Linked DNA regions of Homo sapiens: region 1 is linked to region 2. Evidence: chromatin contacts called from ENCODE Hi-C data. All regions are on one chromosome and are shown on one strand. Each heading gives the region's core, a stretch centred on a gene start or an enhancer-like site at or near the end of the contact. The rest is flanking DNA. Distances are from core to core; before and after follow the strand shown. Region 1 holds the start of OR51G1 (olfactory receptor family 51 subfamily G member 1). Region 2 holds the start of OR51F1 (olfactory receptor family 51 subfamily F member 1).

What was found. A loop is a pair of places that touch in the nucleus more often than their neighbours do.
Region 1: a loop to region 2 is called in a map with no recorded cell type, with 2.6 times the contacts of the local background. The contact joins the promoter of OR51G1 here to the promoter of OR51F1 in region 2. A Hi-C loop is called at or near these places in 1 of 37 single-sample maps with no recorded cell type.

What each region holds. Positions count from the first base shown.
Region 1 is chr11:4,921,449-4,926,858 of GRCh38, forward strand. OR51G1 (olfactory receptor family 51 subfamily G member 1) reads right to left here and starts at 2,891. Exons shown (of 1, transcript NM_001005237.1): 1 at 1,926-2,891. The coding sequence starts at 2,891. The coding sequence ends at 1,926. The region is part of intron 2 of MMP26 (matrix metallopeptidase 26); the gene reads left to right.
Region 2 is chr11:4,767,931-4,773,433 of GRCh38, forward strand. OR51F1 (olfactory receptor family 51 subfamily F member 1) reads right to left here and starts at 2,008. Exons shown (of 1, transcript NM_001004752.2): 1 at 1,049-2,008. The coding sequence starts at 2,008. The coding sequence ends at 1,049. The region is part of intron 2 of MMP26 (matrix metallopeptidase 26); the gene reads left to right.

The sequences.
Region 1 (5,410 bases), core at 1,641-4,140, 150 kb after region 2:
TCATGCACTGGCCAAAGGCTGATGGCTTCATCCAGTATGGAAACACTGTACTAAGAAAAAGTGTAGTTACGGAAGGTTTCTAATTTGGGACACATATGCATGCATGTGCAGATCTGTATGGTTTCACTTGTGTGAGCATGTAAGCACTGTTGTTCAGTGCATGTATCTTATCAAAACTTGGTATTTCACGAGAATGTATATTTGTATGAATCTACATATTTAAAATACTCGAGCCATTGTGTACCTTTGTATGTATTCATGATCATATGCACTTATTTAAAGTTATGCAAAAGCGGTTATGTTTGCAGTTGTTTTCTTTGGTGTCTTCTTCACAGGGAAAGAAGAGGCTCTAAAATAGATCTTTATTAATTTTTAAAAAGTTTTATTAAAAGTTATTGCTTTTAAAAAATTTGTATAATTTTAAAGGGTACAAGTGCAGTGTTGTTACATAGATATATTGCATAGTGGTGAAGTCTGGCCTTTTACTGTAACCATCACCTGAGTAATGTGTATTGTACCCATTAGGTAATTTCTCATGCCTTACTGCCCTCCCATTCTCCTACATTTCTGAGTCACCAGTGTTTATTATTTCGAACACTATGTCCAGGTGTAAACATTATTTAGCTTTCACTTATAAGGGAGAACATGCAGTATTTGACTTTCTGTTTCTGAGATGTTTCACTTAATGGCCAACAAGCATATGAAAAAATGATCAACTTAATTGATAATTTTTAGTGTAGGTAACTTGCTTCTAGCTCTACTAGTTAAATTTACTTCTTCTTCATGGTGAATTTCACATTTTTATGTTTTCCTTCTGGTGACTTTCCTTTCTGGAATCTAGAGTCAAGACAAGGTAACTAGAAAGAGAAGAAATTGCTGTTTAAAACCCTCTCCTTCTCATGACTCCACATAAAGTCATAGCAGAAAATACCTACATGAATATATAAAGAGTTACTAAGTTCACTCCCTATGTATCTAGATATATGTGATAATGTACAGAAATGAATTCACACAAACTGGCCAACTAGGATATATGTACCAACACAAACAAGCATGACACAGCAGATTTATATGCCAAGGAATATCAAAATACACCAAGAAAGAAAAACAGCAGTATTTGTTTCTTCATGCAGACTTTGTTTGATATGGCTAGATACAGAGATGAGAGAAACGTCTTACAAATAAGCACAAAATAACACATAATTTTCTTTTACATTTTTACTCTTTTACCTTCATATCTAAAGGAAGAAATCAAGGCTTTTCCCCAGTTACTCAGGTGATAATCCTCAATCTCAATTACATCTTTTGAGGATTATCCATGCATAATTTTGTGCTGTTTCAATTTGATAACTTCCCTTAAACTCCCAGGGTGTCTCCTCCTTTTCTTAATTTTGTGGGCATATGTTTAGTAAAGACTATCATGAAAAATCATTGCCTGGGGTGTGGATATAGATATGTACAAATATGTTGTAAATGAATAAAATCTGTAATTATGATAAAGTAACATAAAAATAAATAAATAAAAATATGTTTAAACAGTTAATCATCAATGAAATTACACTGGCCAGAGAATTGAAAGATGAAACTTTTGTACTGTTTTAGATTTTGTCCAATCATAATGGTTAATATTTATTGAAAATTGTATATTTGCCAGACACTGTGTTAGAAAACTACCTAAATTATTAAATATTTACAACATCCCTATGAGGAAGGAAGGTATTATAATTATTTCCTTGCTCATTCTGCAGTTGAGGAAACTGGAGAACAGAGAGGTAAGTAACTTTCTCCTGGTCACACTGCCTTATGTTGCACAGCCAATTGCCTTTTTGTTGACAGTCAACGGTTTATTATTTTGCCACAGCACAGCTGAAAACAAACAGAAACCTGTGGGCTTTATGTCCAAAACTTCCTCTCTTTACTCTAACTTAATCCTTCCAAAAACACCTAAGTGACTTTATAAACTGAAACTTCTTAATGATGCGCTGGCGAATTTGCTTGGTCTTGATGCTGTAGATGATGGGGTTCATAAGGGGTGGTACCAGCAGATACACATAGGACATGAAGAGGTGTACAACGCGGGGCAGATGTTCACCAAAGCGATGCACAAGAGACAAGCCAATCATGGGGATGTAGAAGAGCAGTACAGCACAGATATGAGAGACACAGGTGTTGAGGGCTCGGAGTCGCTCCTGGTGGGAGGCAATGCTGAGCACGGTGCGAAGGATGAGGGCGTATGAGAGAAAGATGAGCAGGGAGTCCACACCCACGGTGCAGGCCACAACAAAGAGCCCATAGATGTGATTGACAATGATGCTAGAGCAGGCCAGCTTCATGATCTCCAGGTGAAGACAATAAGCATGAGCCAGCACATGGGAGTGGCAGTATTGGAAGCGCTTCAGGAGGAATGGCAAGGGGAGGATGAGGAGAGCACTTCTAAGCACTGAGCTTAGCCCCATCTTGACAATACATGCAGGTGTCAGGACGGTGGAGTCATGCAGTGGGTTGCAGACGGCCACGTAGCGGTCAATGGACATGGATAACAGAACTGATGACTCCATTGAAGACAAGGTGTGGATGAAGAAGAGCTGAGTGAAACAGGCAGGGATGCCAATCTCTCTGGTATCAAACCAGAAAATGCCCAGCACAGTGGGCAGTGTGGAAAGGCAAAGGCCTAAGTCTGTGACAGCTAGCATGCCCAAGAAATAGTACATGGGTCCATGGAGAGTGGCATCAGTACAAATGACGTGGAGAATGGTGAGGTTCCCCAAGATAACTGTCAGGTAGATGAAGCAGAAGGGAATAGAGATCCAGCCATGGAGACCTTCTAGACCTTGGAAGCCCGTCAGGAAGAAAGTGGCTCTTTGGAGGCTGCTATTAAGAAGAATTGTCATAGCTTTACAATCTTGGACTCAGAAACCTGGAATATAGAATGAGATTCCTGGAAAGTGACAAGGCTGAATTCTCACTCACCTAAATGTCCCAAGATCAGCCAGTAAGGAAGCATCTGCAGATGGCATAGGGGAGAACTGGGTGGGGGCTGATCTATTAGCCTTTTCTACTGGGTCTAGGAAGGAGACTTTTGATGGATGAGGAGGCAAATAATAGTAGGCTAATCTGAAGCCTGGAACAAAGGAACATCTTGGAAGAATCTTGGACTTCAGAAAACAATTCTAGAAAAGGGGAATTTGGGACTTCGTTCTGAGAGATATGATACGAGATGTATGTCTTTAATAGCAGGGCAGTTAAGCCAGGACTGGATCTAGAGATGGGAAGGAAGAAGAGATTTACACTAGGTTTGAAACACAAGGAGCAAAGGAGAAAAATCTGAAATCACCAGGAAAAGCCTGAAATCTTTGGTTTAGAATGAGGAAACGAAACCAGAAGGCATTCAGAGTGAGTTTTGCCTGTGGGGCTGGGATTGATATGACATCTAGGTATCCAGGTCTGTTCCTGTAATATCTGAACTGAGTTCTCCTTTGTTCTGCCTTCATAAATTTTATTCAATTGCATTGAAAAATGCTCTATTGTGTTATATATATATAAGTGTAGTGTGACTAGTACATTGTCACATGCATTAAAATCCTAAAAGATAACATTTATTAAATGCATTGTGAGCCTGTTAATTTGTAAATGCCTAATGTGCATTACATCATTCAACTCTGACACCAGTTCTATCTTGTAAGTTCTATTCTTAGGAGCATAGTACAGGTGAGAAAATTGTAGCGCAGAGAGGTAAAGTGACCTGGGTAGGTTTACAGAGCAAGTAAGTGTTGGGGATGAAATTTAAACCCTGACATTGTACTGCAAAGTCTATGTTATTGGACATTAAACCGTATTTTCCCACTACTATTGCACAGTACTTTAGCCATTAGAAGAGAACATTAAAAAAATTAAATTTAAAATCCCATGCGTTTCCTATCTTGGAAAAGTCTATGAATAGACATTTCCATTATATGAATACCATTCAATAAGTCAAGATGGATGGCAACAGAAGACACATGTTTTAGAGACCGAGTCCAGTTTGGATATGCTGAATTTAAAGAGAAATTTCTGGGGAGAGGGTCTAGAGGATATTATATGTAGCGATTGTGGTGTGACTGAGGGCTTGAGTTACAGGTATGCACCGTGGGTATGGAGAAAGTCCCTAGGAGATGAATGGTGAAAAGGAAAGATGGGGGGTCAGTTCATAAAACTGATAACTTTTAAATGAGGGCAGGTCATAATGTTAAAACTAGAAAGGGGACAGAGAATGGAGAATCAGAGAAATAGGATGAAAGTAATAGTACATAATGTCAATAAAACCAAGCCACCACTGTTAACTACAAAAAAAAAAAAAATGAAGTAGGACAAGTTTGTTTGTTTGTTTGTTTGTTTTTTAGACATTTTACTTACAATGGCTAAGTCACTGTTAATTTTTCAGAGACTGTTTTAATAGACTGGCAAAGCATTGTAAGGGCTTACCTTATTAGTGGGTGAGGAGGATTAAGTAAAAAGTTTATATTCTGTGCCATTTCCCTCTGAGAGAAAATCTACAGATGGGTGAGAATATTAGGATTTTTTAGAAAAGAAAGATAGGAAGTTGAGAACATTCTTTCAAAAAGCTTCTGTTTCTTTCCTGGCAAAGTAGAAGCACATTGAAGGGCCTCTACTGAAGAAAGAATACAATCCCTGTAGCTTTTGCCACTCACATTTCAAATCCAAATGAATAACAATAAAATAATAACAATTTAATATAAGAATAAAACCATTCTTGTTTTATGATTTCAAATGAGAAGCAAAAAAAAGGGATATAAAGAACGATGGCAAGGAAAGAGGAAGAAATAAAGGAAAGAAGTAGAGACTTGGAGGGGAACTGGGCTGTGAAGGAAAAAGTAGATATCAAAGGATTTGCAGAGTTTGCTGTGAGCAGTTTAGGCAGTGATGCAAGCCCTTATGGGAGAGAGAGCATTCATTAAGTGAGAAAATGGCAACATATTTTAATAAGAAATAGCAATAAAGAAGAGAAAATTTTCCATCAATAAAAGAGAAATTCAAGTAAAAGTTTAAATATATGTATGACTTTTCAGCCAGCAGGCATAGTGAAGCTGGTTTGATTCTATCTTACTCTGAGCCATTTCAGAGTTTGAGAAATACCAGAAACCTTTGGAGGTCATCTATGTTCACATTTATGTCTCCAGACAGAGAAAAGTCATTCTGCCTACCTAGTGAGAGGTTGCAATCATAGTATTCCATCCCATTTATTTTCTCACTTTCAAAATATAGTCCTTGCATATTATATTTTGGATATGGGTAAGAGGCAAGTGTATAAGGTATGAGGAAAAAAAATAAATAAAAGCACATCATGACTCACACCCAAGAAATGGAATTGCTGCATCATCAGAGCTCACAAGCCTAGCACAGATTTGGAACT
Region 2 (5,503 bases), core at 758-3,257:
AAAGAGTTACCATAAGTTCGTTTTCAGAAACCAAACATTTTGTGTCTGTCTCTGTAAAACTGTGTATAGGCAAGAACTATGAATTCTTTACCTTGGTTCTTTAGCTGGTTAAGGAGTCACATAGGTCTTTAATGGCATTTGTGAAAACTGTGAAAACTATGGAAAATAATGTGAGTATGTTTATCTATGGGGAAAGGTCCATAAATTTCATTAGCTTTCTAAGGGACCACAATGCAGAAAAAGGTTCAGAACATCTGCCCCAAACTTCCTTGTAATTTACTTTACATTCTTTTCTAGTTCTCTCAAGTTCCCATTCCCTGTGATAAATTAGCAAGTGTGCCTCACCCCTAAAGCTTTTCTTTGGACTGTCCAACACTGGATAGTGACTCACATGCCATGACATATCTATTCCTACCTTTTGTATTATGAATTATCCATGAAGAAAACAGCTAGAGTATATTCTAAGAAGGTTACTACAACTTTTTAAGACAAAGGATGGAACCATGGAGATCCAGGTCTTACTTTTGATCTTAAAACATTTCTGCTACATGACTTTGGCAGAGTATGTAATACAGTGATGAAGAGCATAGCATTTGAGATACAGAACACCTGGGTTCAAATCTCAACTGTGCCTCATGTTATTCACATGGCCTTTGGGGGCCTAAATGTCTATAAATCTGTTCCATCATCTGTAATATATCGCTAATAGTAATATATATTTCATTTCGCTGTTTTGGAAGAATAAATGGAATATGTCTTAAAAGCAGTTAGTAGAACACCTAGCCTGAAACAAAGAGTCAATACATGTTAATTGCCAGGAGTATTATTTATCATTTCATTATTGTTATTTTCCTAATTCCACTACAAATGTCTTGGGTGATATATCATACTTATATTTTATGACCAAATATACAACATATTTACTATTTGTTTGGTGAATGAAAAATATTTTAAAAACCCACATGCAATAGGCAGTAAGAGAGCAAGTTCGCTTTTCTACAGTGCAAGTCATTCATGCCAGGTTTGTATCAAATAAAACTATGTCTGTTCATTTTGTAAGCAGCAGACTGAGCATAGCCTTGCGGATTTGTTTTGTTTTTACACTGTCGATGATGGGGTTGAGCACAGGGGGTAAAAGCAGGTATACATTAGCCATCACTGAATGGACTACTCTGGGGGCTGACCGACCATAGCGATACACCAAGGACAGGCTCAGCATGTGGATGTAGAAGAAAGCAACTGCTCCCACATGGGAGACACAGGTGCTGAAGACCTTGTGCCATTCTTCAGGGGAGGCAATTCTGAGGACAGAGTGAATAATTAAGATATATGACAGGACAATGCATGGTGTATCTATTCCAGTGGTCAGGATGAGATCAATTAATCCACAGATGCTATTTGCCCGAATGTCTGAACATGCTAATTGAATCACATCTGGATGGTAACAATAGGAGTGAGAAAGGGCATTCATTCTACAGAAATAGAGAGGCTTAAGGAGCAAAAGTAGTGGCAATATTAGTACTATAGCACGTGTAATCATCAGAAGACCCATTTGAATGATTCTGGAATTAGTGAGAATGGTAGTGTACCTCAGAGGGTCACAGATGGCCACATAACGGTCAAAGGCTGTAGCCACCAGCACTCCAGATTCCATAAAAGTGAATCCATGAAGAAAAAACATCTGGACAATGCAGCTATATAGACTGATTTCACGTGCCTCAAACCAGAGGATACCTAATGTTGTTGACAATGAAGAAACAGTCAAGCCCAGATCAGTGGCTGATAGCCTGAAGAGGAAATAATACATGGGTTCATGGAGACTCTGCTGGGTAATGATGACAAACAGGATCACGCTGTTCCCAGAGAGGGCAATGGCATAAAAACAACAGAAAGGAATGGAGATCCAGACATGGGCAGACTCTAGGCCAGGAATGCCGGTCAACAAGAAGGTTGGAAATTTAGATGTTGAGTTGCTTAGGATTTCCATGGTGTCCTGGTTTTGCAGCATTTGTCCTCACAATGCTTCCATCCTATAGAAGTGATACATTAAGTGTTATGTAAAATATTTAGATACATTTTCTTTTAGTTAGTAGAGTTATCCAAGGTCATAGATAAGATCTGCATCATTGAGAAACCTTTAAATTAAATTATAATGTTCATCTACCACTCATAATCAGAAATAGTTCACAAAAATATGTTTTTGTACCATAAAATTCAAGGGAAATATGTCCATATGATTTTATACATTTTCATGATAGTGTCCATTTACAGAATATATTAAGATGCATCATATTGTAAGATTATTTGAATAAAGACTTAGCTGAGAAAAAATAAGTATCCTCAATTTTGAATATTTTGTGAGTACAATGAATAATAGCCACTTAAAAATATCCATGGTTCTTCAGTGACCATAAGGGTATGAGTCTGCAGACACAGATCTCCAGATATTTGCCAGGAATATAAAGTTATCAATGTATATTTATCATTTTCATCCAACACTATAGGTAAACAACTTCAGAGACTAGAATTATAAGAGAAAAACAATGAGGACAGAACTCTCCAGAAGACTGGAATGCACTATATACACTAAAGCAAGATGAGACTGGTTTTATGGGGACTATGAAAACCAAAAGAGGCTGGGCAGGTGGCTCATGCCTGTAATCCCAGCACTTTGGAGGCAGAGGTGGGCGGATCACGAGGTCAAGAGATCAAGATCATCCTGGCCAACATGGTGAAACCCCGTCTCTACTAAAAATACAAAAATTAGCTGGGCATGGTGGCGTGTATCTGTAGTCCCAGCTACTTGGGAGGCTGAGGCAGGAGAATCGCTTGAACCCAGGAGGCAGAGGTTGCAGTGAGCCAAGATTGCACCACCGCACTCCAGCCTGGTGACAGTGAGAGACTCCGTCTAAAAAAGAAGAAAAAAAAAAAACATGGTGTGAAGACCGGATGTTACATGAGCAGCTGTGTCGAATTGCTTGCGCTGTGAAGCCTAGTAAGGATTAAAAAATTCAAATGCAGCTGAGAGCCATTAGCGATCCCAGAAAAAACAGTGGAAAATTGAGAACCTGCTACAGTGTGGTAATGATGAAAGTATTAGCAGTGGAGGTACGGTTTATTTTAAGAAACTTGGCAGTGAAGGCAAGGGGAGAAGTAGGCCATGTCTAAAGAAGGGGTATCAGGTAGATGGAGAATTTTTGCAAGATGGGACAGAATTCGAGAAATTGATATGTTTATAAACGGAGGTTAAAAATGTAGCAGATAATGAGAAATTTAAAATATAGAATGTGAAGGATTTATTGATCTATAAAAGTCCTTAAGAAAGTAGTGGGTGATTAAGTGTAGAGCATGAGTAACCTTCAAAAAAATGAGGACCATCATTTGCACTGACACTAGTAAGTGTCAAATATGTAAGTTTGTGGAGAGTTATATAAGGAAATTGTTACCTTTTTCTCTGTGAAGTATTTGGGGGTAATTTACTGCTGTTCAAAAGTGTAAAGTGATGGCTGCTGGCTTCCGGATACAGTAGACGTTTTCAGGAGACAGCGAATGAGAAGGGCAATTGGCTCAGTAAACAGAAATGCTATATCGCCTCTTTCAAGTAAAATTCCAAGAATAATTTTGTCAATTAATATATTTATATTGTTCAAATCAATTCTGGGGAGAATTAAATTAAATAATAGCAGTATTCATGAGTATAATGTTAGTATTTTTCAATCAAGTCTTTAAAAAATTAGATGTGTCAAATTCATGAGAGTAAATATTCTGTAGCAAGGATACAAGTTACTGTTCCCTTTATGCTAGTATTCTGTGGTTTATTTTAAATCTCCAGTTGTCTGATTTTCAATTCAATCTGAGAAACATTATGAAAATATTTAAGTATGAATTATTAGAGGTTGTATATCTACATGTTATGTGGATCGATGAGGACAGGGCAAACCCTCATGATATCTGACTTTTCTATAAACCCATATGACTATTTGTGAATAGGTAACAAAGTAAAAGTCAACACGATAAATATATCTATCTCCCTTCTTACCAGCTTTACGTGGAAAGAGGAACCTTCTCTGTCTTTGCTAGATGAGGAAGGATAGACTACAGTTCTGGAGCCATGGACTTTATAGTAAGGTAGAATTGAGCTGTGAGATTATTTGTATGATTTATGTCTCTCTGCAGCCAAAGACAGAGCAAAAAAGAAACCACCCTCTCTCCCTATCTATAAAAATTAGAGGGCAGGAGTGTGTAATCCCAGAGGGTTTTAGTTACTAATCCAAGTAACCTGTGGTCCACAGGGACATTAAATGCAGAGGAAAATAAACCAAATTATGCATATAAATAGAAAATTTACACACTGTTCATAGCATTGGGGAATAGAGAGATGTACATCATTGTCTCTGGATTATAAGTGTACTGGCAAGATAGGAAAAGAAACCACTGTTCACTGGGATCATTATGGTCACAATAAAGAGGGAAAACTTTACACCCAGTCTCTAGGCTCCTATGCCTACATTTCCACATTGAACCATAGGGAGAATGATAGATGTCCATTCTCAAATCCATTCTTTTTCAAACACTGAGTTTTCCCCCAGTAAATGTGTCAGCTCCTGATATATTAATTTGGCCCTGTTTTGCTAGTAGCTAGGGTTACCATGAATGAATGATGTTCTCATGTGCATGTATTCTTACTCTGTTCCCTGCTGTTTTCTTGCATTAATACTTTCAAGCACCTGATTATTGAGAGAGTTTTTTCATTTTTGTCAGTGTAGGCAGTTGACTAATGGATGCAGACACTTTACAGTCTACTAATTCTAGGTTCATAAGAAAAGTCTCACATTCAAGCCTTTTGTTTCTCCTTTATAGAGAAGCTGCACATTTGTGGAGACAGTCTTGTTTTTGTTTAGGTATCAATAATACCAGTAATTTGTTCCTCACTCAGCTATTTTTCTTTGATTTCTACTCTGCTATTACTCCTGTGCATTCCTGTTCAAGTAATTTTAATGGCTGAAAGTGTGATGGGTTCAATTGAAGCACTATATCTCTACCCGGCATTCCCATCAACTGTTTTGACTAATACTTCCACGACAAAAATGAACTATAATCAAATCATTTTATAAGTCAGAAATAAATAATTAAAAGTTTCGCCTCTGTTGTCTTAAAGAGCTAACTATCTAGAGTTTTCACCCAAATATCTGTGACGGTCAGATTGTAAAATAATAAAATAGTCCCTCAGTACTCCTACCTTCTTGGACTCAGCCCATGTTTATCCTCTGCTGTTGAGTGTGGGTAGGACCTCTGACTAACTTCTAACCAATAGAATATGGCAAAGTTGACAGGATATCATCACATATATGTCATATAAGATCTGTCTTTGGTGAATCAAGGTTCCATGTTTGGCAAACCTATGTGGCAAAAGACTAAGAGTGGACTCCAGCTAACAACCAGCCAAGAACTGAACATGGCCTCCTAGCCAACATGTAGCAAGAAACTGAGTCCCTCAACTCAA